3 separate regions of the Homo sapiens genome follow, and all the other regions are linked to region 3. Evidence: chromatin contacts called from ENCODE Hi-C or POLR2A ChIA-PET data. All regions are on one chromosome and are shown on one strand. The core of a region is the stretch at or near the end of the contact, and the rest is flanking DNA. Distances in the headings are between cores, read along the strand shown.

What was found. Hi-C counts contacts between places; a loop is a spot of excess contacts on that map. ChIA-PET counts read pairs that join two places held with the same protein, here RNA polymerase II (POLR2A). Pooled maps may share reads with other maps.
Region 1: a loop to region 3 is called in a pooled map, with 4 times the contacts of the local background. The contact joins two enhancer-like sites. A Hi-C loop is called at or near these places in 1 of 50 pooled maps. POLR2A ChIA-PET finds 5 or more read pairs at or near these places in 2 of 52 experiments (BJ and H1).
Region 2: a loop to region 3 is called in a map of ovary, with 9 times the contacts of the local background. The contact joins two enhancer-like sites. A Hi-C loop is called at or near these places in 2 of 168 maps with a recorded cell type or tissue (chondrocyte and ovary) and 3 of 50 pooled maps. POLR2A ChIA-PET finds 5 or more read pairs at or near these places in 1 of 52 experiments (Panc1).

What each region holds. Positions count from the first base shown.
Region 1 is chr15:91,941,488-91,944,980 of GRCh38, reverse strand. The region is part of intron 2 of SLCO3A1 (solute carrier organic anion transporter family member 3A1); the gene reads right to left. Among named protein-coding and RNA genes, the nearest start is that of SLCO3A1, 90 kb to the right of the region's middle. Within about 2 kb of position 1,805, at least 21 of the 41 ENCODE cell types and tissues checked have a DNase peak (open chromatin) inside an H3K27ac peak, as active enhancers do.
Region 2 is chr15:93,484,773-93,488,428 of GRCh38, reverse strand. No RefSeq gene overlaps it. Among named protein-coding and RNA genes, the nearest start is that of LINC02207, 370 kb to the left of the region's middle. Within about 2 kb of position 2,193, at least 11 of the 41 ENCODE cell types and tissues checked have a DNase peak (open chromatin) inside an H3K27ac peak, as active enhancers do; they include ovary, where a contact is called at or near this core.
Region 3 is chr15:92,802,076-92,805,612 of GRCh38, reverse strand. No RefSeq gene overlaps it. Among named protein-coding and RNA genes, the nearest start is that of CHASERR, 79 kb to the left of the region's middle. RefSeq lists an enhancer at 1,122-1,171. Within about 2 kb of position 1,717, at least 34 of the 41 ENCODE cell types and tissues checked have a DNase peak (open chromatin) inside an H3K27ac peak, as active enhancers do; they include ovary, where a contact is called at or near this core.

The DNA.
Region 1 (3,493 bases), core at 556-3,055, 860 kb after region 3:
CAATTAGGGCCTGAGTCCTCATTCTAAGTTAAAGAGAATATTGGAGAAAAGTTGAAATTTGGGCGTGGCAGAGGAATCTTAACATGTACTACAGAAAGCTTAAGGGAAGTGCAAGGTTTCTGTTGCACCCAAAAAAAGAGGGGGAGAGAAAGAGAGAGAGAGGGAGCCTGCTCGTGCCTTTCCCCCTCTGGATGGCCATCATCAGTTCTGCAGGGAAGAAAAGCCCCCTCGATTTCTCCACATTCCTTCGTGAAAGACTCAGATGTTCAGAACTCAAAGCAGGCTCCTCTTTGAAAAGCATCTCGGGGGAGAGTGGGAAGGATTACTCTGACTCCTCCATATCAGAGATGCAAACCCTCCAGGACTTGCATTGTCATAATATCCGTGGCTGTCTGCTTGTCCATGGCTGAGCGGGGTGACAGAGTTCCAAAGGGAGCTGGCAGGACTTGTGACGGATCACTTGCTAAGTAAGCACAGAAGCCAAAGCCACTCTGAGCCCCACGCTGCAGCTGCTTACTATTCTGTGAAGCTGGTACTGAGAAGAGGGTTCACCCAATGCTTTGTCTCACTTTGGTGGATAGGTCTGGGAGCATCCTTCCAATACTGCTTTTCTCCCCTTGGCCATGTCTGTCTTGCCTCGAAGCCCAGAAATCAGGTACTGAATCTGTAAGGGGCTCACATTCCAAAGGGGGAGCCCTGGAGACCTAAGGCAGCTTACATCTTAGGAGGGACCTTGCACAGGGATATGGTAATCATACAAATAATGGTGAACACTTACGTGAGGGCTTCCTATGTGCCAGTGGCTGTTTTCAGTCCTTTGTAATAGATCAACATACATCAGCAACCCTAGGGAGGCAGTTTATAGATGAAGGAAACTGAGGTACAGTGAGGTTGTGCAATGTGCCCAAGGTCATCCTGCTAGTAATTATATCAGACAAGATGTGCAGGTAGCAAATGGCACGCTCAAAAGTTTCCAATGAAGAGCAGCTAATGGAGGTCTATTGACAGAAGTGAAGGCAGAGCCAAGGGACCCACCGAGGGATGCTAAGGCACCCAAGACAAGCAACATGGGAGGCAGTCACCAGAGGGTAGCCCTGAAGAGGCACAAAGAGGGAACCAGGTCATTGGAATCCAGCAAGAGCTGGCCTCTGGGGAGAGGAAGCCAGCGATGCCCAAATCATGACCTAGCACAGATGGAGGGAATACATTCCCAGGCCATTCTGTGTCCTCTGGGGCTCTGGCTTCTTCCTGGAGCCTCCTAGTCACCTCTATTTTATCAACAATGAGACATGAAAATTATGCACTGGGTATGAAAAACAGTATGGCGGTTCCTCGAAAAATTAAACATGGAATTACCATATAATCCAGCATTTCCATTTCTGGGTGTAAGCAAGAGAATTAAAAGCAGGAACTCAAAAGACATTTTGCACACCTATGGTTCATAGCAGCATTAATTCACAGCAGCCATAGGTGCAAGCAATCCTAGTGTCCATAGCAGATGAATGGATAAACAAAATATGGTTTACACCTACAATGAAATATGATTCTGCCTTAAAAAGGAAGGAAATTCTGACACAGGCTACAACTTGGATGAACCTTGAGGACATGATACTAAGTGAAGTAAACCAGTCACAAAAGGACAGATACTGTAGGGTTCCACTTCCAGGAGGTAACTAGGATAGCAAGACTCACAGAGACAGAAGGAAGCACACTGGTGGTTGCCAAGGGCTGAGGGGAGGGGGAATGGGGAGTTGTTTAATGAGTGCAGTTTCGGTTTTGCAACACGAAACATTCTGGAGATTGCACAACACTGGGAGTGTCCTTAACACTACTAGGCTGCACACTTACAAATGGGTAAGATGCTACGTTTTATGCTATGTGTCTTTTACCATCAATTTCTATAAAATGGAAATGAGACTAGACCTGAGGTTTTCAGTGTGCTCTGTGGAGACCTGAATTAATTACAAGGACAGAAGGTCAAGGGAGATGCTTTTAGGAGAGAAAGGGAGGCAGAACGAGGTCAAACGGCTGGGCCCTGGGCCCCACGCCCACTCGGGCAGAGCAGTTCTGCTCTGTCTGATCAATAGGGGAACTCCCCTTAAGATTTCCAGCAAAGGGCTGGGTGTGGTGGCTCATGCCTGTAATTCCAGCTCCTTGGGAGGAGTGATCAGTGACCTGATCACTTTAGGTCAGGAATTTGAGACCAGGCTGGCCAACATGGAGAAACCCCATCTCTTTTCAAAAATTAGCCGGGCGTGGTGGTGCACGCCTGTAATTCCAGCTTCTTGGGAATTACCTTCACCCAGGAGGTGGAGGTTGCAGTGAGCTGAGATTGGGCCACTGCAATCCAGCCTGGTCGACAGAGCAAGACTCGGTCTCGAAACAAACAAACAAACAAACAAACATACATTTCCAGCAGAGTTCTGTTGCAAAACAAAGTTTGAAAACCAGTGAGCCTGGGCATCGTCAATCTAAGAGGGATGGCCACTGACACACAACTCCAGGCCACATCCAACTACGGTCTCTACATGGTGCCCCCTGCAGTTGTGCCATAGTAGCACTGCTAAATGGCATGTTTTACCTGCACAGCTATAGGAATATACATAAAACAAAATCTCAACGATGGACAGGTGTGTGTTCTCATATCACCACTGTGTAACAATATCTAATCAAGTCCTGGAGGCTCTGAAATGCCTGCTATAGATCAGACATTGTGGGGTTCAGCAGTTGCTACATTTTTGGATTTCACAGAAGAGTCAAATATAAAATATTGAGGGGTAAATGACAGAGGTGCCACCTTTTTATTTCTACAAGTAAAATTTTAATAAGAAAAGCTGCCGTGATCCAAAATTATGATTTCCTAAAATTAGGTACATTTAAACAGCAAAACAGTAGGTGGTGGCATTGTCTAGAATAAAGAACAAGACTCTAAATTGAATAAATTAAGCTTATGACAAACTCTCCACCTTGTACTGTTCTCTCATTTTTGTCGTGGATGGGTAAGACCTAGCTCAAAGGCAGGCAGTCCTCAGCCAGTACGCTGGTGCAAGCCCCCATTTGTAGCCTGAGAGCTGCCCTCCTAAGACCAGCCCCCAGCCCTCACTCTCAGAACTGCAGATGCCCATAAGCCAGTGGCATTTATGCAGCTCCTACAGTATGCAAAGCACTGCATTGGGCAGAGGAGAGAGGGAAGCCTGAGCGCTCTCAGATGAAGTTGCACACAGACAAGCTCCATGAAGGTTAATGAATAGAAGATATTTTAAACATAAAAATTAAAAAGGAGGAAAAATAATTTTTTTAAAGACAAAGAGAAACAAACATCCCGAGTAAGAAAAAGTACAAAACCCATGGGAGATTAGAAGCTTCAAAACCTCCAAGACGAAGGAAGAGAAAAGATTACTTACTGAGTGAAATAAACCTCTGGTTCATCTAATTGCCAAGAAAGTGAGGCTCAGAAAAGCTAGGTAACTTGGCCAAGGTCACTCAATCAAGG
Region 2 (3,656 bases), core at 944-3,443, 680 kb before region 3:
AAGGAAAGCAAATGCATTTCACTGAAAGGAAATCACAATGCTGTGGCTGATTCCATCATTTTTGTCAGTAGATGGGAAATTCAAGTGCAACTCCTATATATAATTACCCATCATGTCTTGAATACAAAATTATAGCTTCCACAAGTTAGACACATTTCACACACAAACACTGCCATGGTATAAAAAGACAGTTAGGCAATAAATTCCATAAATGGAGTGGATGAGCAGAGTTTTTTTTTAACCACTAATATATTTTATACATTACGATGATATGCATTCTGCAAATTTGTGATGTCCTTTAGGATAGGATTTCTATATTAGATTTCTTTTCCAATGATCACAAAATCTCTCCCACCTTCACTTATCCCCCCCAAAAGCTTCCCAGAGAGGCGGCAAGAGCACCAGATTAGAAGTCAGGAAATGTGCATTATTTCTTAGATTCTATCACAAATTACTTTTTGTTGGCAAGTTATGTAATCCCTGCTTAACGTTCTCATCTACAAAACGTGAACAGTGGCACCTACTCCACTGAACTCCCAACCTGCTGGGAAAAGCCCTGGATTTGGAGTTAAGAGGCTGAAGTTTGAGTTGGACTTTGCCACTGACTGGCAAATGACTTTGGGTAAATCACATAAACTCCCAGAGACCAAGGTAATTCACCAGTAAAGCGAGCCTAATTCCACCTGCCTCACAAATTTGTGCTGAGAGTTAAATAAAGTAAGCCAGAGTGTTTTATAAACCACAAGCACTTACAGTAGCATAAGGTATTATTAATTAGGATCAAATAAGATCTTATAACTGTAGTGTTTTGAGAAGCACATAGCACATGTGTCATTGAATTTCTTTTTCTTTTCTTTTTTTTTTTTTTTTTTTGAGACGGAGTTTTACTCTGTCGCCAGGCTAGAGTCCAGTGGTGCAAACTTGGCTCACTGCAACCTCTGGTGCACCTTGGGAGGCTCTGGTTCAAGCGATTCTCCCACCTCAGCCTCCCGAGTAGCTGGGAATACAGGTGCACACCACCACGCCCAGCTAATTTTTGGATTTTCAGTAGAGACAGGGTTTCACCATGTTGGCCAGGATGGTCTCGATCTCTTGACCTCGTAATATGCCCACCTCAGCCTCCCAAAGTGCTGGGATTACAAACATGAGCCACGGTACCCAGCCGTCATTGAATTTCTTATGCAGCCAACCATGCTGCGTGTATCTTCTACAATCAACCTTTAATGTCTCACACATTTTAGGGCTACCTCTTTTTATCATCACTGGGGAAAGACCAGAGGATCCTACACAGCAGGCTGCCTGAGCAGCTCAAGTTGCCTTGCACTGAGCGTGTCATAGGAAGCCTGGATGACACCAAGACTCAGCGACTGAGGAGACCTGGCCCGGCGCTACTCCTGTGTTGGGAAAGGTGGCATGGAAAAACGAGGAACTCCTTTCTGCTCGAGGAGTGATAAGGCGTGACAGCAAAAGAGGTTTTGTGTAATCTTCCCTTGCTACAGCCAAGCAAGTTCAGGGCCCAGGCCAAGACTTGTTCAACGAGAACCAGGTAGAACCTTTCAAGGCTAATGACACATGAGATTGACTTCAGACACAGTTTGATGAAGTTTCATTTCCTAAACCCAAGTTCATTCACCTCACTGCCCCACTTCGATCTGTCAGATATTCTAGAAGCACTCAGCTTTCTCCAAACTGACCCATGGATCCATAGCACAGTAGGCCATAAGGAGAACATACTGTCCAAACCTCTTCAAATGGCCCCAGCATGCCAGATGCCTTGACCAGGAGCGGTGGAAATAGCACTGGCATGTTCCACCTTTGGCCTTGATTTGTAGCAATGCACAGGTGGCGTCCACAGCACCCAGTGCCAACCCAGAGCACGAGGACACGGGCATCAATTTCACAGCCTGAGTTCCCTAAGGTAACTTTTATAACTCTGCTATAGTAGTTACTTTTCTAAAGGTCAAGATTTACATGTTTATTTTGACTAATGCTACTTGGAATAATCCAGATTGAGGAAAAAAGAAAAAAGAAAGAAAGAAATTGACAGAAACAGTTTAATCTTGTTTGCAAGTGAAATCTACAGCTCATTTTGGGAAATATCCTGTGAGAATTCTTCTTGATGTCATTGAGAGGGGGAAGAAAGAATGACTTTCAGTTCAGCATGGGACACCCAGGGGGCGGAAAACGCCAGTCCCACACAAGAACATCTGGTTGGCGAACACAAAGGAACATAACACCTGCGAACTCCTCATGTGTTTACTCTGTAACTAGTTGTCCATTATCCACACAAAATATGTTTTGGGGCTGGAAACCGGTTTGTTCCTGCCAAGAAAGTCTGGAGTGATAACGCAGCCTGTTTACCTTGGAATTCTCCCCATCCTAGCTAGCATGGGTGGACCCTGCTGAGCCAAGACAGCTTTGGAACATGTTTCTGCCTCATGCCTGTTTGCTGAGACTTCTATAAGTTTGGAGCTGGCAACTGGGACAGGGTGTTGGAGGATGAGTGTGTGGAGAATAACTGTTGGGCTTCAGGAGAGGGTTATGATATTATTTATTCCTCAGTGATGATTTCCTGGCAGGACTTTTCATGTCTTAGCCTCTGGAAGGAGTTGCATGTATCAAAAACAACACCAAAACAAACCATTTTAACACCCACACTTACAGGAAACTCTACCCCAGGGGTTGAGAGTTCTTCTAAAGGAAGAAGAAGGCCTGCCATGTGCAACTCTGCCCTTGGCAGTGTGGTTGTCAGCCCCCAGCACAATTTATTGGTCCTTCTTTGAAGCGCTCTTGGCCTCTAGAATGAAGCATCCCCCGAAGAGACCTAGCAGAAAGCAACCCTTGGCCGAAGAGTTCCCGCCATAATTCAGTCCCTCTCATTGTCAGGTGGGACGGCCAAACACAGCATCACTCCCTGTCACCACCTTGAGTCAAAATTTTAGCAGGAGACTAATGGGAACAGTGAATGCCATTGGCTTGGGGACAAATTGAAGCTTACAATGAAGAAGTGAGAAGAGGTATGTGGAAAAATAGCAGAACTCATATTTATTTGAGTCCTAGCTTTAAGCCAGTCTCAATGATTAGCACTTTGCATACTCTTTCTCGTATAATTTTCATAATAACTCTATTCTCCTACTAATTTTGTAGGCTAAAAAAGGAGGAACTCTCCCAGGGTCAAGTTATTTCGCCAAATAGAAAGGCTGGGGTTTCCACCCACATCTCTCTGGCTTTTTTCTGCTACATCACACAGTCTGCAAAATGAAGGTTGACAAGAACTGATATTCCTTTGCCTCCAAATATATCCAAAAAGTCCCATTGTAGTGCTGAGTTGCTTGTCTGTTTGTTTCAGATGGCTTAGCCAGGTCTCTATTCCTCTTTATCTCACCCTGAGAACAGGAAGAAAGTTAAAAGATCATGGGGATTGTGTTGAACTAGGAGTAAGAAGGGCTATGTCCCAGGCTTGCTTCTCTCACACTGCACTCAGGTCCTCAGTTCACACTTGTTTCACATGAGAGTGCTGGAATATGTGCTGTGATAGATGTTGGCTCTATTGTTTAAAGATGTTCGATGCATCTCTAGAAAATAACAGAAACAGGCCAATGATCATAGAAGAAATGAAGTAGAGTGAGGTGAGTTACACAAAGATGAGGTAGGCT
Region 3 (3,537 bases), core at 468-2,967:
TGGCTCACTCCTGTAATCCCAGCACTTTGGGAGGCTGAAGCAGTGGATCGCCTGAGTCCAGGAGTTCGAGACCAGCCTGGGCAACAAGGTGAAATGCCCTCTCTACTAAAATTACAAAAATTAGCTGGGTGTGGTAGCGTGTGCCTGTAATCCCAGCTACTCTGGGGGTGCTGAGGTGGGAGGATCGCTTGAGCCCAGGAGGTCGAGGCTTCAGTGAGCCCAGATGGTGCCATTGCACTCCAGCCTCGGCAACAGAGTGAGACCCAGTGTCAACAAATATATAAGTAAACAAATAAATAAATACATAAAGTACTTGCCTGTAGGCTTGTTGTGAGGTTGGATTGTGTCACGGTATATACCTTATTTGGAATATTGCTTGGCACAGTCATTGTTAGATAAATAAAAAAAATCAAAAGAGATGTAGAAATAGAAGTTTGATGAGAGTTCAGAGGAAAAAGATTTCTTTTTCTTTTTTTCCTGAGGCGGAGTCTTACTCTGATTCCCAGGCTGGAGTGCAGTGGCACGATCTTGGCTCACTGCAACCTCTGTCTCCTTGGTTCAAGCGATTCCAGAGGAGAAAGATGTTAATGTTTGTTTTGTACCTAGAACCTCATCGCTGGATGGGATTGTAAAGATCTGTGACTATTTTACACATTTGTTCTTTTTTTTTTTTTTTTGAGACAGAGTCTTGGTCTGTTGCCCATGCTGGAGTGCAGTGGTGTGATTTCGGCTCACTGCAACCTCTGCCTCCTGGGTTCAAGTGATTCTCCTGCCTCAGCCTCCTGAGTAGCTGGGATTACAGGTGCACGCCACCAAGCCTGGCTAATTTTTGTATTTTTAGTAGAGACGAGGTTTCACTCTGTTGGTCAGGCTGGTCTCGAACTCTGACCTCAGGTGATCTACCTGCCTCGGCCTCCCAAAGTGCTTGGATTACAGGTGTGAGCCACTGCACCTGGCCTCCCATTTATTCTTAGCAGTAACAGTTGGTCCCTGAAATTAGGAAACTGACTCTATTGTGATCTTCCAAGAGCTACATTGTCCAGCCCCTGGGCCTGTACATCCTTATGGAGTGAAGACTGACAGTTTTCCCTTAGGTCAGTGGAGCTACAGTGGCGTGTTGGAGTCAGCTGCTCAGAATGATGATGCACTTTTCTTTCCAACTTTGGTTTCAATGACATCATGTTGGTAGCTTGAAACTGGCCATAGCAGGGGTATTTACACCACAGGAATAGGTAAACACTACATATTAAGGCTTTTCCCCTTGGAGATGCCTTGTTAAATATTTACCAACACTCCACTGCCTGTTACAACACAGCAAAAGCCCCTCTGAGAGAAGGCCAGAGAATGTACCTAACTCCTCCCAGGTTGTCCAGTGTTTCATTGTCCCTGGACTGAAGAGTCCCTCAGTGGCCTTTGCTGAGATATTTCAACACCCTAGTCTCTTAAACTGTAAACAAAGGAGAGTCATGAGTTATTTCTGGGTGAGTCAGTCCAATATTGCACAAGCATTTCTGGGGGTAGTAGAGGGGAGGCAAGAGGGAAACTGGGTAGGCTGGGGAGCTATCTAACTGCCCAAGACACTTGAATCCTAAACAAACGGGAACTAAATGAGAGGTGGGAGGGACATAGTCTTTTCTGACGGGAACTGTCTGTGACTCATTCTCTTTCAGGAGTCAGAAACTCCAAAACCTGTGGGAGTGGGGAGGGGCGAGCAGTGCGGTTTTTAGAGAGGTGTGGAGTTATTATAGGGACTCTTAAAATTCTTCTCCCTTGCTCAGTGTGGTGACTCATACCGGTAATCCCAGCACTTTGGAAGGCAGAGGCAGGAGGTTTGCTTGAGCCTAGAAGTTCAAGACCAGCCTGGGCAATGTAGCAAGACCCCAACTGTATAAAAAATAAAAATAATTAGCCAGACATAGTGGTGCATGCCTGTAGTCCCAGCTACTTGGGAAGCTTAAAAATCTACCTCCATTTAACCTGGTAGATTTGGGGATGTGTGTGGTGGGCTGAATAATGGTCTCCCAGTGATATCCCAATATGTGGAAACTGAATGTTACTTTATCTGGCAAAAACAACAAAAACCAAAACACAGGCAGGGCAAGGTGGCTCACACCTGCAATCCCAGTGAGACTCTGTCTCAAAGAAAAAAAAAAACAAAAAAACAAAACCCCAACAACTAGGGCTTTGCAAATGTGCAGGTGTGTAAGTTAAAGATCTTACTTTTAAAACAATTTTATTTTAGGGTGTGGTGGCTCACACCTGTAATCCCAGCACTTTGAGAGGCCGAGGTGGGCAGATCACCTGAGGCTGGGAGTTCGAGACCAGCCTGACCAGCATGGAGAAACCTTGTCTCTACTAAAAATACAACAAAGTTAGCCGGGTGTGGTGGCTCATGCCTGTAATCCCAGCTACTTGGAAGGCTGAGGCAGGAGAATCACTAGAACCCAGGAGGCGGAGGTTGTGGTGAGCCAGGATCGTGCCATAGCACTCCAGCCTGGGCAGCAAGAGCGAAACTCCGTCTCAAAAAAAAAAAAATTATTTTATTTTATTTTATTTTGAGATGGAGTCTTGCTTTGTAGCCCAGGCTGAAGTGCAGTGACATGATCTCGGCTCACTACGCCCAGCTTAATTTAAGGATCTTGATGCCGGGCACGATGGCTCACGCCTGTAATCCCAGCACTTTGGGAGGCCGAGGCAGGTGGATCACTTGAAGTCAGGAGTTCAAGACCAGCCTGGCCAACATGGTGAAACCCCACCTCTACTAAAAATTCAAAAATTAGCCGGGCATGGTGGCACATGCCTGTGGTCCCAGCTACTTAGGAGGCTGAGGCAGGAGAATCACTTGAGCCCGGGAGGCGGAGGATGCAGTGAGCCAAGACTGCGCCACTGCACTCCAGCCTGGGAAACAGAGCGAGACTCCATCTCAAAAAAAAAAAAATATCTTGAGATGGGGAGATGATTTTGGATGATCAGGGTGGGCCTTAAGTGTTATCACATGTATCTTCCTAAGAGGGAGGCAGAGGAAGGCTTGTCTACACACACCAGAGAATTTCTGCCACAGAGACTGGAGTGAAGTATCATCCATGAAGCAAGGAACTCCAAGGACTGCCACCAACACCAGAAGAAAAAGCCATGGAACAGAGGGTCTCCTCTGGAGGCTTCAGAAAGAGCATGGCCCCAGCCGGGCATGTTGGCACATGCCTGTAATCCCAGCACTCTGGGAGGCCAAGGTGGGTGGATAATTTTGAGCTCAAGAGTTCAAGATCAGCATGGGCAACATAGCAAAACTACATCTCTACTAAAAATACAAAAAGATTAGTTGGGCTTGGTGGCACATGCCTGTGGTCCCAGCTATTCTGGAGGCTGAGGTGGGAGAATTGCTTGAGCCTGGGAGGAGGAGGTTCCAGTGAGCCGAGATTGCGCAACTGCACTCTAGCCTGGGTGACAAAGCCAGACCCTGTCTCAAAAAAAAAAAAAAAAAAAAAGAACAAAAAAGGAAATGAGAAAACCTAGACAGAAAAGATGGAATAGCTCATT